Linked DNA regions of Homo sapiens: region 1 is linked to region 2. A link is an interaction called in ENCODE POLR2A ChIA-PET data of the cell type or tissue named here. Cell type or tissue: OCI-LY7. All regions are shown on one strand.

Region 1 (8,000 bases), 730 kb after region 2:
GCTAAGACAGAGTTTCAAGAGAAAAACCCCTTTCACTTTGATTTCAGCCCTGGAGGTACTGCTCTAATGCCTGCTATGGACTCAGAGTCTTCACATACAAAACTAACATCTCTAGCAAGGAGGGCAGGTCAGTAGGAAGAATTATTAACCTGCTGGGATTTGAGTCAGGTCTAGTTTCAGACCAAGACTTAGCCATGGATCCACATTACAGACAACCTGAGAAGGATCCAACCTTGAGCTCGGACCAAAAGAGCTTTTATTTCTAACACAGTGGAAAAGGGATCTGCTTATTTATGAAGGAGACTCTGGTCACCTTTGGATTCAAAGCTAAGAACTTTGGCTTTATATTTCTATAAAAAGCTTTCTGAAGAAGAGAACTAAAATAAAAAGATCGAACCAGGGGTGGAGTGGGGAATCACTGCCATGTGGCAAACTCATTACTGGGGCCATGAATGGAAGCAGGACCTGGATTGTGGCCTGGGGTCTGGACCCAGCAGGGTCTCATAATCAACCTTTTGGCCTGGAGCACATCATCTGACCTCTCAATTTCACCATCTCCCACATGGAGGTAATACTGCTGGGCACTTGGTAAAGCTAAGAGCTCTACACACATGTTATTATTTCAGAACCAAGCGAAGCTGGTTTGATCACGTCTGCCTGTGCAACTTGAAAAAAGTCCAGAAGAGGTTGCAAAGTTGAGTTAAGATTTCTAAAATATCCCTTCTGAAAGGTTAAGGGATTTGATTGATTCAGCCTGAAAAAAGAGATATTGAAAAACTGTCTTCAAATATTTAAAGGCCTTTTACCCAAGGGCTGGTGAGAGGATGGGGACCACATGCTATGGTCCACACTAAGCAGGGATGGGACAAGCCCAGGCTCTGACAAGGAGAAGCCTCTAGCATTAAGGGCCACGGAATGCAAATGAGTGGCTCAGGGATGCTAGAGAATGTCCTTCCAGGAATTACTTTACTTGGGAGAGGATAAGGAATAAATGGAGTGACAATAGGCAAAACTGAGGCAAGGCCTGAACTGTGCAGAAAGCAATCGCACAGTCCCTGCCAGATAGATTACTCTGTTAAGTCGCCTCTTTGGTACCTGGCTCTGTTCTTGGCCCTTGTGAACATGTCCCACCCCAGCGTCAGAAACCTGTCCTTGAACAGTTTCCCTGAATAGCCTGCCAGATGCTTCTTCAAGGGCACTGGGTAGAGCTATGCCAACCTCTCTGCCCTCAGGTCTCCAAGGCTTCATGATATTTACTGATCATCTCTTACATGCGAGGGCACTGTACCAAAGCACTGTTCTTATGACAATCCTGGCCTAGCACCTACCATAGGAACCATTATCCCTGTGTTGTGGGTGAGAAATCTGAGGCTCTAAGCTACTAAACACTAGAGCCAGGATTTCAATCCAGGTCTGAAGGACTCCTAAGGCTGTGCTCTTTCTCCTCTATCTGTTGAGTCCCACAGAGAAGACTGACCCCTTTCAGCCTGTGGCTGCAGAAAGAAACAGGGTGCCTCCTGTTCCCTGCTCTTCTGCTTCCACAATATGCAATCCCTCCAGAACTTGACTTATCTGCATCATTTGTGAGGTACGTGTTGCAAAAATCATTCCTATTCCTTTGTATCCTCTGTATTTTGTTGGAGAAACAGTTTGGTGATCCAAACATACCAATGGGCCTACTTGTTATTGCTGTTGTTGGTTTAGATGCTGAAGAACTCTCCCAGGTGAGCATGACACCTAGGTGCAAGGCATGGGAAGAAGAACCTATCAGTCCCCAGGTCAGGCGCCGACCGTCTCTCATCGGTAAGCCTGTGAATCATGGGGCATTGCCACATTATTAGAAAGAATAAGAAATAATATGCAAATTACATCATATGAAGGGAAGAAATACTAACAAATGGGCACAGCAGGAAACCATCATTTGCACAGGTGAGAATTACATTGCTGTTTATGCCTCTGTTACCTGGGCTAATTGTGCTTTGATTTAAGCATCTGGAGAGCCTGGAGAGCCACCCTTACCAGAACCCCCTGTGATTATTACTTACGATGCAAGTAAAACATGGACTGAGACTGGAGCTTCCCATAAGAGCATTTTGAGCAGGTTTGCTACTTGGTATAATGTAGGTAAAGTGCCTAGCACCATACCTAGCACCAAACGAGTCCATTTCTTGCAACTCCTTTTTTCTGTACATATTAGCCAGCCCTCAGCCACGAGCTCTGACAGATGTCTATTCAAATTGTACCAAAGGATAAAATCACATGGCCGGAAATGACCTTAACTGTCATCTAGCCTGACCCCCTTACATCTGGGGTTAGGATGGCTGGTTTAGCCAAAACACACACTGGCCAGATTCCACTATAGTGAACTGCACAGGACATGCAAGCAGTGGAATTTTATTAGACAGTTAGAAATCACATTAGCTCCAGCTCCAGCAGACGTAAACGCCCAGGCTTTCTAACAGCATATGAGCAAGAAAAAGAATCCTTCGGCGCATCCTAGAAGAAGGGGGTGTAGTCACACCATCTCACCCCCACACCTCTCTCTGAGCTCCTTGGAATTTGCATGTGTTGTAAACTTTGTGCAATTCCCATGAATGTATTTTTTTCCATTGATGGGGCTGCAGCATTTGAGAGATGGGAGCTGAAGGGATGCTTGATGGCAGAATAATGGAGTGGTGAAACTTCAGCTGTGCCTCATTTCAACTCTCTCCCTTTCACAGAATGCAGAGTTAGGTATTTTCACTAAAAAAAAAAAAAAAAATACTTAGTCCACAGTCTGTAAATCCAGGAGGGTGGTTGTGACAACTTGCTTCACCCCAGACCCATCTCACGTGGTTTAGGTATGAAATGTTGTGGTTTCTCATTCTCTAGGGCCTCCCCTTGCCCTCTCAACTCTTCCAAAACCCCCTCCAGGCTAGGAACCCTCACAGTCCCAGCAACAGGACTGGGAGAACAGATGTGTATAACACAAACAACAAGAGCAGCTTCTCAGAACGGATTATTGAAAGTCCTACCCACCATCGAAAGAAAGGATCCCAAGTCCAAGAACAGCAATTTAAAAAAAAAAAAAAAAAAGTAGAAAAATGTCTTCTTTTCTTCAGAGCAACACATGCTAGCACTTTTCAGACTCTGGCATGTGTCAGCATTTCTAAAGTAAACTCTATTTTCTTTAGATGAAAGAGATTTAAAAAATAGACTCAGAATTTAGCCCAGTGAAAATTGCTTTGGCTATTCACATGCAATAAGCTGTAGAAGCAAGCAGAAAAAAATCAATTGCTTCTGATTTATTTATTCATTCATTTGTCCATCTCCTTTCCCTCTAATGTAAAAAAGGATGTCTTCTATAATTTTGCAAGTCATTTATCTTTTCAAAGAAAGAGAAAATAGTCCCAGCCTCCCATTGGTTGCTCAGCATCTTGGCACAGGAAATACATATTTAATTAATTATCATATTGCACACAGATTATGTAAGGAAAAAAGGGGATTGATTTTGCCCATCAAATGTTTCGCCAGTGTCTAGAATCAGGAGGCCACACTGCAAAACCTTAAGTCAAGTCTGGTGAATTTGGATCACTTTCTATGTTAAAAGCAAGGACAAGGCTTCACCTCACTGCTTGCTCTAATTCTTAATTGGGGCGGTGGGCACACTGGTGCTCATTTAATTTGTCTTTATGCCCTTTTGTAGGTCTTAAATATTTCATGTGAAATATTGTTAAATCCTCAAATCTTCTACAACAGGTTCTATTCTGGGCAGTTCAGAGCTGAGAGCAGAGAAGGGAAGTTGGAAATGCCAAAATGTAATTGCAATAAAGAGCAGGAAATGTAAGCAACCAATTTTGGAAGGCTGTTTAAAGTTTTAAACCTATGCCAAATAATTGGGATCTATTAAAAGAGGGCCTAATTCTATTATAATCCCCATATACACACAATTATTGAATTCTTCCGAATACCTGTTGAGATTGGGTGATAAATTAGCTGAATGGAAATCATCAGGCACCACTGTCAAGCACATCATTTGACTAACTGAATATGTAATCCTTCCTTCTATCACTGAGCCTTAAACTAGAGACTGTGTGTGGGATTGTGACTTTGAGCTTGTGATCCCCAGTATTCTGGGGAGATGTTGTGAAAGGCCCAAGTGTTCCAGGCAGGAGAGCTGAGAGAGCTGAGTGTCCATTTTTCCTTTTGGGACACAGTCCCCAAACACTGTTTGTTTCTCACTGCCAAGAGGAACTACACATGGTCTTCCAATATCCCTGCCATGGCATTAAAGCCAACTGTTCTGTCCCCCTGCCCACAGATGGAGGAGTAGGAGAGAAAAGAAGGCCACAATAACTACATTTCAGTCCGAATTCCAAATCTTTCTTAGAGCTTAAGTTGGTTGTTATCTCCTTGTTCCTGTTTGGATAAGGTTTTATTTTCTAGGCTTCCCTTCTTCCCTTGACTGCTCAGTCCTCAACACCCAGCAAACCCTTCAAAGGTCTTAAGTGTAGTTAAGTGAGCAAAGAAAGGATTGAAAGAAGAGGGTGTAAGAGGAAGAGGGTGTAATACGCCATCTAATCAGTCAGTGGGGAGCAGATGTTCCCTCACCCCATTATTTCTCTTTAAGAGCAGAGCTTTTGTCTGTGTAAAGAACTGGTAAAAGAAGTCCCACTTCTATCAAAGCTCTAAAGAAGATTCTGAAGTTTGTCACCTTATTCGTTTCATTTCTGGATGCCGTTAGACCAACTGGTTTTACTTCCTTCCCACCACACACACACAAACCCCACGCAAGCCTCCTGGGAGAGGCTGCCCTGCCACTGAAGCCTGCCTTGCACACAGCGTGCAAAAACGCCCGTTTTATTGGCCTCACTTGGTAAGTCCAAAATCTTCCCTCTGCTCCACCAAAGTTAACAGATGGCTGGTCCCTTTTGGTACACAGGCGTAAGCATCTTCAAAATAACCTTTTCCTTTAAAGGATGCCAATTAATTAAATGTCACTATAATGTGTTCCGGCCAAGGGGGGGAAAGAAGAGACCCAGAAGGCAAAGGGCCAATGGAAGAAAACAGGGATGAGAAGTCACGCTCTCCTACCTTCACCCGACGACCCTGAGAGATCGATGATCACATACACTCTTCCTTCTGGCTCCAGATCAATCTGCAATTAAGAAAATGACAGTGACTCTGTTAGTGCATTGTGTGGGCAACCTAAGAGTTCCACAACATTTCTACCCCAAACTGCTAAAACCTAGAGACACAGCTCCATGTAATTCACCAACCTACAATGTGTTGAGTGCTAGGTGAGATGCAGACCTGGGAGGACTGATGCATACCCCATAGGTAGCACCATCCCAGTGGTTCTCAACTGGGGGCAATTTTGCTACACAGGGGATGCTTGGCAAACATCTGGAGGCAGTTTTGCCATGATTGGAGAGAGAGAGAGTGCTGCTTCTGGCAGCTAGTGGGTGGAGGCCAGAGATACCATTAAACATTCTACAGTGCACAGGATGACCCCTCGCAACAAAGAATCATTCAGCCCCAAATGTCATCAATGATGTTGAGGTTGAGAAAGCCCTATGTTATCCCATTTTACAGATATGGAAATTGTGCCCAAATTCCAAGGTAAGTGGTAATGCTGAGATTCAATGCCAAGCCTGTCTTGAGAAACCCATGTTCTTTATACCACAGAAACTGCTCCCAGGGGAAATAAGAGAAGCAGGAAGACACTACTCCTGCTTTTATGGCGTTTATCATCTCATTGTGGAGTTAAAAAATGGGGAACAATGCTGAATCCAGCTTAATGATGAAGGACAGAGAAGAACTGATAAAGTATCTGACGAACCTGAAATCAGTGTAGAAGACGGAAGGGAAGAGGGAAGGGAAGGTATGCAAGGCGTAAGAAACAGCACAGGCACCCTCACTTCCTCCCTCCCCACCTCAAATCCAGCTAACTACTTATAATATACAGAGACAAGGTGGTGAAATAATTGGGTGAGACAAAAGCCAGAGGGCTGGGCCTCTTGTAGTTAAAGACATCTTTGCAAGGACTGAACTATCCTTACAGAAACTGTGTTCTCTCTATAAGAGAGTAGTAACTCTGGAAACCCTGGATCACCAAGTCCCCCTGCTAGCCTCTCCGCCTCCACAATCCCATCTGTCTACACAGAGCTTTCATTGGTTCATAGTGCCAGGCTCTCTCCCCAACAAGCTGTGAATATCTTGAGGGCAGGAACCACTATCCCCCTCCTTTTCCTTTTTCACTGTCCCCAGCAAAGAGCAGGCAAGCATTTAGCAAGAATTACTTCAGAACAGTCAGTCTAGTGGATATCTCCTCCTCCTTCAAAGTCAAGGTCAATTATCACCTCCTCTCTGAAATCTATCCAGATATGCCCAGTCAGAATTAATTAGCCCCTCATCTGTGTTCCCACAATACACCAGACACATCTTACTCATGGCTCCTGCGATGGTTAATATTGAGTGTCAACTTGATTGGACTGAAGGATGCAAAGCATTGTTACTGGGTGTGTCTGTGAGGGTGCTGCCAAAGGAGATTAATATTTGAGCCAGTGGACTGGGAGAGGCAGATCCATTCTCAATCTGGGTGGGCACCATCTAATCAGCTGCCAGCGTGGCTAGAATAAAGCAGGCAGAAGAAGTTTGAAAGACTAGGCTTGCTGAGTTTTCCAGCCTTCATCTTTCTCTTGTGCTGGATGCTTTTTGCCCTCAAACATCAGACCCCAAGTTTTTCAGCTTTTGGACTCTTGGACTTACACCAGTGGTTTGCCAGGGGCTCTTGGGCCTTCAGCCACATACTGAAGGCTGCCCTGTCGGCTTTCCTACTTTTCAGGTTTTCGGACACGGACTGGCTTCCTTGCTCCTCAGCGTGCAGACGGCCTATTGTGGGACTTCACCTTGTGATCGTGTGAGTCAATTCTCCTAATAAACTCCCCTTCATATATACATATATCCTATTGATTCTGTCCCTCTAGAGAACACTGACTAATACAGCTCCTATTAAGTTGTAATACATTGTCCATCTACCTCTCTGTCCTGATAGACAGAAAGTATGATAACCAGATTTGCATCCCTAGTTCGTAGCTCACTGTCTCTTAGGAAACACCCAGCACACACTCGTGGAGGTGGGAAAAGGCTCTGTGTTCAGAACTTCCAGAGTCTATTCTGGGAACATTCACCCTCCCAAGGCTCTGTCCCCAGGAAGGAAGGCAGGCATGTCATCTCTACTAAAATGACATTTGAAAAAGGGTAGAGGAAAGATGAGGCAGCTATACCATGAGCACCACATGTCCCCATGAGACAAAGCGACCAGCTGGAATGGTGTTCTCCAAACTCTCCCAACGTCTCACCCCACACACAATCCAGGAGGCTCCCAGAGTCACTCCTGACCCCATCTTGTTGCCTGACTCAGCCTCTAATGGTTGAGAGAGCTTAAGGTTTCCCTCAAAATTTCATTTTCACCCACAAGACTCTTCAGTGCCTCGTGGGAGAGGCCCCTGGTGATAGCTGAGGTGCTCCGTCGGCACAGGAGTGAGGGAGTGCCACGAGCAGGCCTGCATTGCCCCCTGGGCACCCCGGGGGAGCTGCTCACCTGAGTTTGGGATCTTCGGTTTTAAATCCAGATGGGAACCAAATAACAAACTGGTAATTCCGCATGCTGCCTTTTCTCATTCCTTTCTCCCCAAGAGTCCATGATTTTAAGTTTCTGGGTAAAGAAAATGTTCTCCAGAATTCTCACCACTAGTGCTGACCCTCACCAGCCCCTGCAGCGAATGACAAACAGGAAAACCAACAGTCGGCTCTGCTGAATAGAGCCAAACCAGAATCTTCTCCCTGACAAAAGTCAAAAATATCAGGGGCCCTCTTGCCTAAAAGCATGGAATTTAAATAATGTATGCCTTTTAGAGATTAGATCATCCCTATTAAACCCTGCCGGCAAAATGAAACTCTTTCTCATATCCTCCAACTCAAAGATTTCCCACGACTGTGGACTTTATTGGCAAAGT
Region 2 (8,000 bases):
TCAAGCAGAGCCTTTCACTTAGGGACCAACTGCTTGTAGATGAAATAAATCAACATTAATTACTTCTAGCCTGATGTAATATGGCTGGAGAAAAGGGGTCTCTGGAAGCCGGTATTTTGTTTAACTTACATTCTAGGTGTGTATATAAGTTGTCGCTCTATAACTTCTGCTGTGGTTCCAACATCTATATCTGAAAGGTGGAAGCAGCTGCTCTGTTACAATTTTCATGTAACACGCTTGGATTCTAGGTCTTTCCTCTTTAACACAACTTAAAGAAAGTTTCTTGTGGTTTGGTCAGCATACACACTTCTCATTTCATTTGATGTACACAGCCAAAGTGGGAATTAAAAAAAAAAAATTACCAACTAGTTCAGAGAGCTAAATTGAGTCTATCATTATGGCAAAGTCTGACCCAAAATTTTAATTTGTAATTTTAGCATGTGTCTCATGCACTTTGGGGAGCGTCAAACTAAATCTACAATTGCCAGAAGCCTTGTTACAGTTTAATGCACATTAACTAAAATGTGTACATTTTTAGTGTTCATGATAAATGCAGTTATGACCTTATTACACTTTTGGCATTCTTTAAGAAAGCACATTAAGCTTTAATATAGAAATATTTAGGTTACACTTGTGCTCAAGTAATAATAAAACATTTGTTCTTTTTTGATCTCATACATTCTCTCCTCAGGTATGGCCCATCTCCTGTACGCTTGGAGCGACCTTTGGCTACGTGGCTGGCCTTGTTATTTCACCACTCTGGATATACTGGAATAGAAAGCAACTTACATACAAGAACAATTAACTGGAGCAAAGGGAGATATTTCTTTGTGCAGATTCTGTAAGGGCTGGGCAGAAATGTGTATGGTCAAAGCCAAGCAGTTCCATTTACAGCTCTGTTTTTTACGTAGTTACAACATGATGTGATTGTAGCTTTTTAAACTATGAAACCCCTGAGAGATTGTACCTTCTAGTTGAAATAAAGTATTTATAATAGATTGTGGCTTCAGATGCTGCTTACTGCTTCTTAAACCTTTAAGGAACATTCTTAATACACTTTATAGAATTCTGAGGACAGGTTTTGTTTTCTTTCAAGTTTTGAACTGCTTCATTACCTATAAAAGGTCTGGGTATAGCTGTAGCATTTCATTTGCTTTCTGAGAGAAATGGACAGTTTCCTTGGCCACTGAAGATGTTTCTCACGTAATTAAACAACAGTTTATACATCTTGATCCTATTCTTTTTTTTACAGTGTGTTTCTTTGGAGTTAAAATGGCTATGATAGCCTCATCAAAAACAGTCTTCAATCCCTTCTGGGTTAAAGCTGAACATTCCACATAGCAGCATGCTCCTATCTGGGAGGGAGAAAAAAAATCACAAATATATAAGATCATGTTTATACAATTGGCATGACATAAACACATCATTATAAAGAAAATTATAAAATACAGCTATGCAAAAAGAATACATTCATCATCCATGTTCATAACCCCAGAGGGGATTTTAAAATACTAGTATATGTCCTTCCAGACTTTCTATGAAAAATTATTTCACTCACCACATATTTACTGGGTATCTACTATATGTCAAGCACTGTTTAGGTCCTGGGGATATGTCAGTGAACTGAACGAAAGAGCAGAGTCCCTGCTGTGTGGCGTCCACATGTGCTGACATCTGCTGGGTAAGAGGCACAGGGGAGGGAATACAGAGCAGATGGTTGCAAATGCTGTGGGGAAAAAGCAGAGTGAGGGAGGCGGGGAGTGCTGAGGACAATGGTAGTGGGGGTCCGGGGAGGCTTCTCAATGGGGAAGTTTGAGCAGTGAGGGATACCTAGGGGAAGAGCTCCAGGCAGATAGATCCTGATGCAGGAGCATGCCTGGAGCAGTCAAGGAACAAGATCACACTGAGGATGTGGTATTTGAGCAGAGACCTGAAAAGAGTGAAAGAATGAATCATGTCCATAGGGAAGAACATTCCAGGCAGAGGGAACAACAAAAGTACAAAGGTTCTCAGGTAGAACTTTGAGGGAACAACAAAGGAGACCAGGAGGCCTGGGGAACAATGAGTAAGGCAGAGAGGGAACAGAGGCTTGTAGGCCACTGTGCGGACTTTGGCGTTTAGTCTGAGCTGGGGACCCACTGGAGGATTCTGAGCAGAGCAGTGACATGATTGCGCTTACATTTTTAAGACTTACTCTGGCTGCTGTGTTGAGAACAGATGACCATGGGGCATAGACAGAAGCAGAAAGGTGAGTTGGAAGCTATTCCAGTAAAGCAGGCCAGAGATGGAGGAGGTCTGAACCAGGTGATAGAGGGAAGAGTTAGAAAAAAGTGTCTGGATTCTGGATATGTTCTGAAGGTATGTTGTGCCGAAGGCTAGATGTGTGGTATGGGAGAAAGAGCAAGGTCAAGTACGACTTCAGGGCTTTTTTTTTTTTTTGAGACAGTTTCACTCTTGTTGCCCAGGCTGGAGTACTATGGTTCGATCTTGGCTCATCACAACCTCTGCCTTCTGGGTTCAAGCGGTTCTGCCTCAGATTCCTGACTAGCTGGGATTACAGGCATGTGCCACCACACCCAGCTAATTTTGTATTAGTAGAGATGGGGTTTCTCCATGTTGGTCAGGGTGGTCTCCAACTCCCAACCTCAGGTAATTCTGCCCGCCTCGGGCTCCCAAAGTGCTGGGATTACAGGTGTGAGCCACTGCACCCAGCTGAGGGCTTCTGACCTGAGTAACTGGGAGGACAGGCTTGGAGGGTAAAAGAAGAATCATATCTTAGACATGTTAATTTTGAGATACTCAGCCATGTAGATGGACTTGTTGAGTAAACAGCTGGATAACCAAATTGAGAATTTAGGAAAGAGGTCCAGGCTGGAGATGGAAATCCAGGAATCTTTGGTTGTAGACTGTGCAAGCTACAAGACTGACAGAAGCTCATTTAGGCCTAGGGAGTGTAGCTATAGAAGAAGACATCCACAAAGCTGAGTGCTCATCACTGGGGCCCTCCAACCAGGGACCAAGGAGGTAAAGAGATGGAGCAGAGTCCAATGAGAGGGGAGAAAAACCAAGAGAGTCCAACTGAAGAAAGTTTCAGGAAGGACGCAACTGTGCCAAATGCTGATGAGTCTAGAAATGAGATCATACTGTTTTGCAACTACTTTTTTCCCTTTAGCTACATAATAAATATGAAATCTTAACAGATAGTATGAAGTTTTAATAGATGCAGGGAATTTTTGCCATTATAAACAATTCAGCATCTTTGTAGCTCTAAGTACGTCCCTAATAATTTACTTTTATTATTAAATATTATAAATGGACAAATTATAATTTTATATAAGGTACAAAGCAATATTTTCTCTCTATATATACATATACACACACACACACGAGTGAAATGATTAAATCAACATAATTAACATCTATCACCTTAAATACTTATCATTTTGTGTGGTGAGAACATTTAAAATTTACTCTTTTAGCAATTTGGAAATACGCAGTCCACCATTATTTATTTATTCATTTATTTTGAGACAGGGTCTCACTCTGTCATCCAGGCTGGAGTGCAATGGCACTATCTCGGCTCACTGCAACCTCCACCTCCTGGGCTCAAGTGATCCTCCTTCCTCAGCCCCCCAAGTAGCTGGGACTACAGGTATGCACCATCATGCTCAGCTAATTTTTTTTTTTTTTTTTTTTTTTTTTTTTTTTTTTTTGGTAGAGATGGGGTTTCACCATGTTGCCCAGGCTGGTCTCGAATTCCTGGGCTCAAACGATCCACCCACCTCAGCCTTCCAAGGTGCGGGGATTACAGGTGTGAGCCACCGTGCCCAGCACCACCATTATTAACTGTAGTTACCATGTTGTGCAGTGTTATCTCAAAAAATGTATTCCTCCTAACACTGTACACTTTGACCAACATCCTAATGATTTGCTTAGGATAAACTCTTACATATGGAATTGCTTGATCAAAAGTGTCCATGATTTTAAGGATTTTGCATACTGTCAAGACTGCTTTGATTCAATGACCAATAGTACAACAGAGTGTCCATTTTACTACACGGGTATTATAATTAATTTCTCATTTTTTGCCAATTCTATAGGTGCAAATTGAGCTTACATTTGACTACTAATAAGTTTGAACATATTTCCTATCTTCAATGGCAATCTGCATTTTGGGGGGTGAATTTTTCATTGTTAGCCCATTTTTCTATTGGTATCTGTGGCTGCTTCTGATTAACTCATATGCAAGAGGTTCCTGTATACTAAGGATGTTAACCCATTTTTCTGCCATCCATCTCAGGTTATATGACTTTTCATTTTATTTCTGGCATTTGATGTGGTATTAAGTTTTTATGCAGTGAAATCATTAATATTTTCATTTATGGCTTTTATCTTTATGACATTTAGAAATTCCTTCTCTCCCCAAGATTACAAAACTGAATACATGGAATTTCTGAAGTGATTTGTTAGTAAAGCCATTTATTTTTTGCTTTAGGAAAAACTGTCCTCCAGAAAGTTTTCTTGCTTTCTTTTGCCTCCTGATACTACATTTTAAAAGACTATATATGGGCCGGGCGCGGTGGCTCATGCCTGTAATCCTAGCACTTTGGGAGGATGAGGTGGGCAGATCATGAGGCCAGGAGGTCGAGACCATCCTGGCTAACATGGTAAAACCCCATCTCCACTAAAAATGAAAAAAAAAAAAAAAAAAAAAAAATAGCCGGGTGTGGTGGCAGGCACCTGTAGTCCCAGCTACTTGGGAGGCTGAGGCAGGAGAATGGCATGAACACGGGAGGCAGAGCTTGCAGTGAGCTGAGATCCCGTCACTGCACTCCAACCTGGGCCACAGAGTGGGACTCCGTCTCAAAAAAAAAAAAAAAAAAAAAGACCATATATGGATTCTGTTTCCACAAAAGTCCTATTGAAATCACAACATTTAAAAAATAGAATCCAATAATGTTAAGGCCAAATGGGAAAAAAGGGGAAAAAGTAAACCTATCTTTGGGGCACGAAGGAAGATAAGCTACAAGGTATTGCATGCATCACTGTTACATATATTTTTAGAATTTTTGTATTTTCTATCCTCTTTTCATAAAAAGATTGGAGAAATTTCAACACATTTCTTTTCAAACCTAGTCATCATTTTTTGGTTTTAACCACAAATTTAAACTGTCATCCTAGGTGGCTCCACTGTCTAACTCAATGAGTCTTAAGACAGAGCTGATTTGGCACAGTGCAACTGTTTAAGTAATGAAGAAGGGTTGAAAGTAGTGACACGTGTTTCCGATGCTTTTTTCCATATGTGACTTTTTAGGAAAATATCACTGGCAATGTAGCAAAGGTGTAAGAGTCTCGGCCCAGGAGTCAGGCTTTGGACTGAAACCCAACTCTGCCATTTATTACCTGCAGGATCTTGGGCGAATTATCTGACATCTCCCAGCCTCCACTGTCTCTTCTGTGTAACAGGGGAAACAGACCTACCTCACTGAGTTCATGCAAGGATTAAATGAGATAATGCATGTAAAGCACTCCACCTGGCACACAGTAAATACACAATAAAATTAGCTTCTATTGTTATCTTAGCATCTTTTACATTCATGCTTAAATTCTGTGAGTGTTCCATTACCTCTTTTGCTAGTTTCTGTCCTTGTTCCACACATATAGGTTTTTCTTTCATATCATTCAGTCTTGCTAAAGTTTTGGGGTCATCTCGGAGATCAATCTAATTAAGAAAGGTCAATAATGTCCCATAATATTACAAATCTTTAAAGAAAAATCAAAGCATGTAATCCCACTTAATTCCCACATACCAAAAAAAGATTAAACAAAAGAACTTAATTTTTAAAAACCAGGAAAATAATTGCTTTCTTTTGGCACAATTTTTTCCAAAAATATGATAGAACTCATTAACTTGCAGCTGAGATTAAACACTTACATCATTTGCTCAGCTTTGGGACTGTTTGTCTGAGAGCAGCCTCTACGACAGACCAAAGAGCTTATTCTAAAATGCAGAAAATCAAACCAGACATACCTGAGTTCCTATTAATAAAAAGGGTACATTTGGTGCGTATTCCTTAAGTTCCGGTACCCACTCCTCTTTCACATTTTGAAATGAGGCTGGATTTACCACCGAGAAGCATATAAGGAAGACATCGGTCATTGGGTAAGATAAAGGCCTCAGACGGTCATAGTCTTCCTGAGGAACAAAGAAAAGCCTCATTATGTATTTACATTTCTATTGTTTACTAGTAATATGTACATTAGATTACATGGTCAAAGATGCAAATTCAGGAGTACTCCACTAGTGGAATGTATGGCACTCTAAGTAAAATCAGATAACTCTGTTTTTGTTATTCTTCTTTGTGAAGTTCTGAACACCCATGAGGTAAAAAAAAATGACAATATCATTAACAATGACAATGAAAACTTTGGAAAAATACATTATGATCACTAACGCTGTCACTAAAAACATTTTTAACTAAAAAGTTTGCACAAAGAATTGAATATAGCTAGACATTGCCTAAGTATTATAATTTATAATAATTAATACATGCTAAATATTTACTATGTGTCAGGCACTAGTCTATATGCTCTCTCATGGATTACTTATTTAATCCTTGTAACAACAATATGACACAAGTACCCTTAATCCTGACTTTCATTTGAGTAAACTGAAGCACAGAAGTTAAATTACTTGCGTAAGGATGTGTAGCCAGTAAGTCAAGGAGCTGAGATTCAAATCCTGGCAGTTTTTACTCCAGAGTCTATACTCTTAACCACTATACAGCTTCACTGAGACCTTCAAGCTTTGCTTTCCTTGTTTCTATAGTTTTATTAATTGTGTGTGTGTGTGTGTGTGTGTGTGTGTGTGTGTGTGTGTGTGAAGATTTAAAGAGAAACATACACAGTAAACCCACCAAAATCCTCCTTTACTCTCCAACTTTCATTCCCTCTACTTAATATTTTCATGTTTATTCTTCCAGTTCTTTTTCTATGCATGAATATACCAGTAACTGCACATATTCATACATCTGTACATAAAATGAAATCATGCAGTACTTGTTGTTCTGCACTTTCTTTGTCTTGGACATCTTTCTAAATCAGAATACGTTAGACTACCATATCATTTTACACTGTTGCTTCAGAGTCCCCAGAACAGCTATACTCCTGATGGTTATTTTAGTCTCTATCACAAAAGGCAGTGAATATCCTTTTTTGCATAGACTATTTTATGTGACACAAAATTCTACTTATTTACATTCTCGAGAGTGAACAGAGTCCGGATTCCATTTTTGGCATAGCTAGACTCTCATCTGGTTTCAAAGAAACTTTATTTTTAGCCTGGGCCACCTCCCCTCTTAAATGACTCGTTTCACTACAGAACTACACAAATGTGGAACTAAGGGAATATTAAAAACATCATCTTCCACTTGGAGTTTCAGCAGTAGTATTTCCCTCATGGAACAATTTTCCTTTCATGCATTTTTCTGACATTTTTCATAATATAACTTTCAACTAAAGCATGTTAATGTCCCAAACCCTTGACTGGTGGGTAACCCTTTTGTTTTTCTGTGATGCTTTTGAAGGGCACACCTATAATCTAGAGCTGTGGGCATTAAAAGATTTCTCAGGTGTTCGCTATCACATGACGACAGGGGAAATGCCACCCCCAATCTTCTGCAACTTTTATTTTTTAAAGTGAACGCCTCTAAATGGTTTTGATTAAAGCAGTGCCCTGGTGTTAAGAAATTCACAATGAAGAGATCAAATAGGGTGGGTATGAAACACGTTATACCCCCAGACAGTTACTAGAGGAAGACTTCTTGAAAATTTAACTTTTTAAAAATCAGCTTGTGTTAAACAGTACAATTGAGTGCCTTATATGTACTTTCTGGGCTCTACTGCCTGTTTCAAACTGCAAGTCCATAAAAGAAAAAAAAAAAAAAGAAACAGTATGTCATCTTAGCATCCCACCCAGCAACTCCACACTTCTGAGCAAA

The links. ChIA-PET counts read pairs that join two places held together with the same protein. Peaks named below come from ENCODE experiments on the same cell type or tissue, not always from the same donor. Only the 100,000 strongest peaks of a DNase experiment are listed, where the experiment ranks them.
Region 1: POLR2A ChIA-PET joins it to region 2 with 11 read pairs; 2 of 35 experiments call an interaction of 5 or more read pairs at or near these places.

The regions. Positions count from the first base shown.
Region 1 is chr2:45,840,137-45,848,136 of GRCh38, reverse strand. It overlaps PRKCE (protein kinase C epsilon), which reads right to left. Exons shown (of 15, transcript NM_005400.3): 2 at 5,074-5,137. Among named protein-coding and RNA genes, the nearest start is that of PRKCE-AS1, 170 kb to the right of the region's middle. RefSeq lists a silencer at 7,246-7,365. In OCI-LY7, no CTCF peak of the experiment used is centred here; a DNase peak (open chromatin) is centred at 4,766; H3K4me3 peaks cover 868 bases; H3K27ac peaks cover 1,021 bases.
Region 2 is chr2:46,574,283-46,582,282 of GRCh38, reverse strand. RHOQ (ras homolog family member Q) reads right to left here. Exons shown (of 5, transcript NM_012249.4): 3 at 6,032-6,196; 4 at 5,627-5,722; 5 at 1-1,355. The coding sequence ends at 1,200. PIGF (phosphatidylinositol glycan anchor biosynthesis class F) reads left to right here. Exons shown (of 6, transcript NM_002643.4): 6 at 692-1,346. The coding sequence ends at 805. It overlaps RHOQ-AS1 (RHOQ antisense RNA 1), which reads left to right and starts at 2,045. Exons shown (of 2, transcript NR_104182.1): 1 at 2,045-2,248. In OCI-LY7, a CTCF peak has its summit at 5,195; DNase peaks (open chromatin) are centred at 6,252, 6,812, 7,282 and 7,622; H3K4me3 peaks cover 2,938 bases; H3K27ac peaks cover 3,251 bases.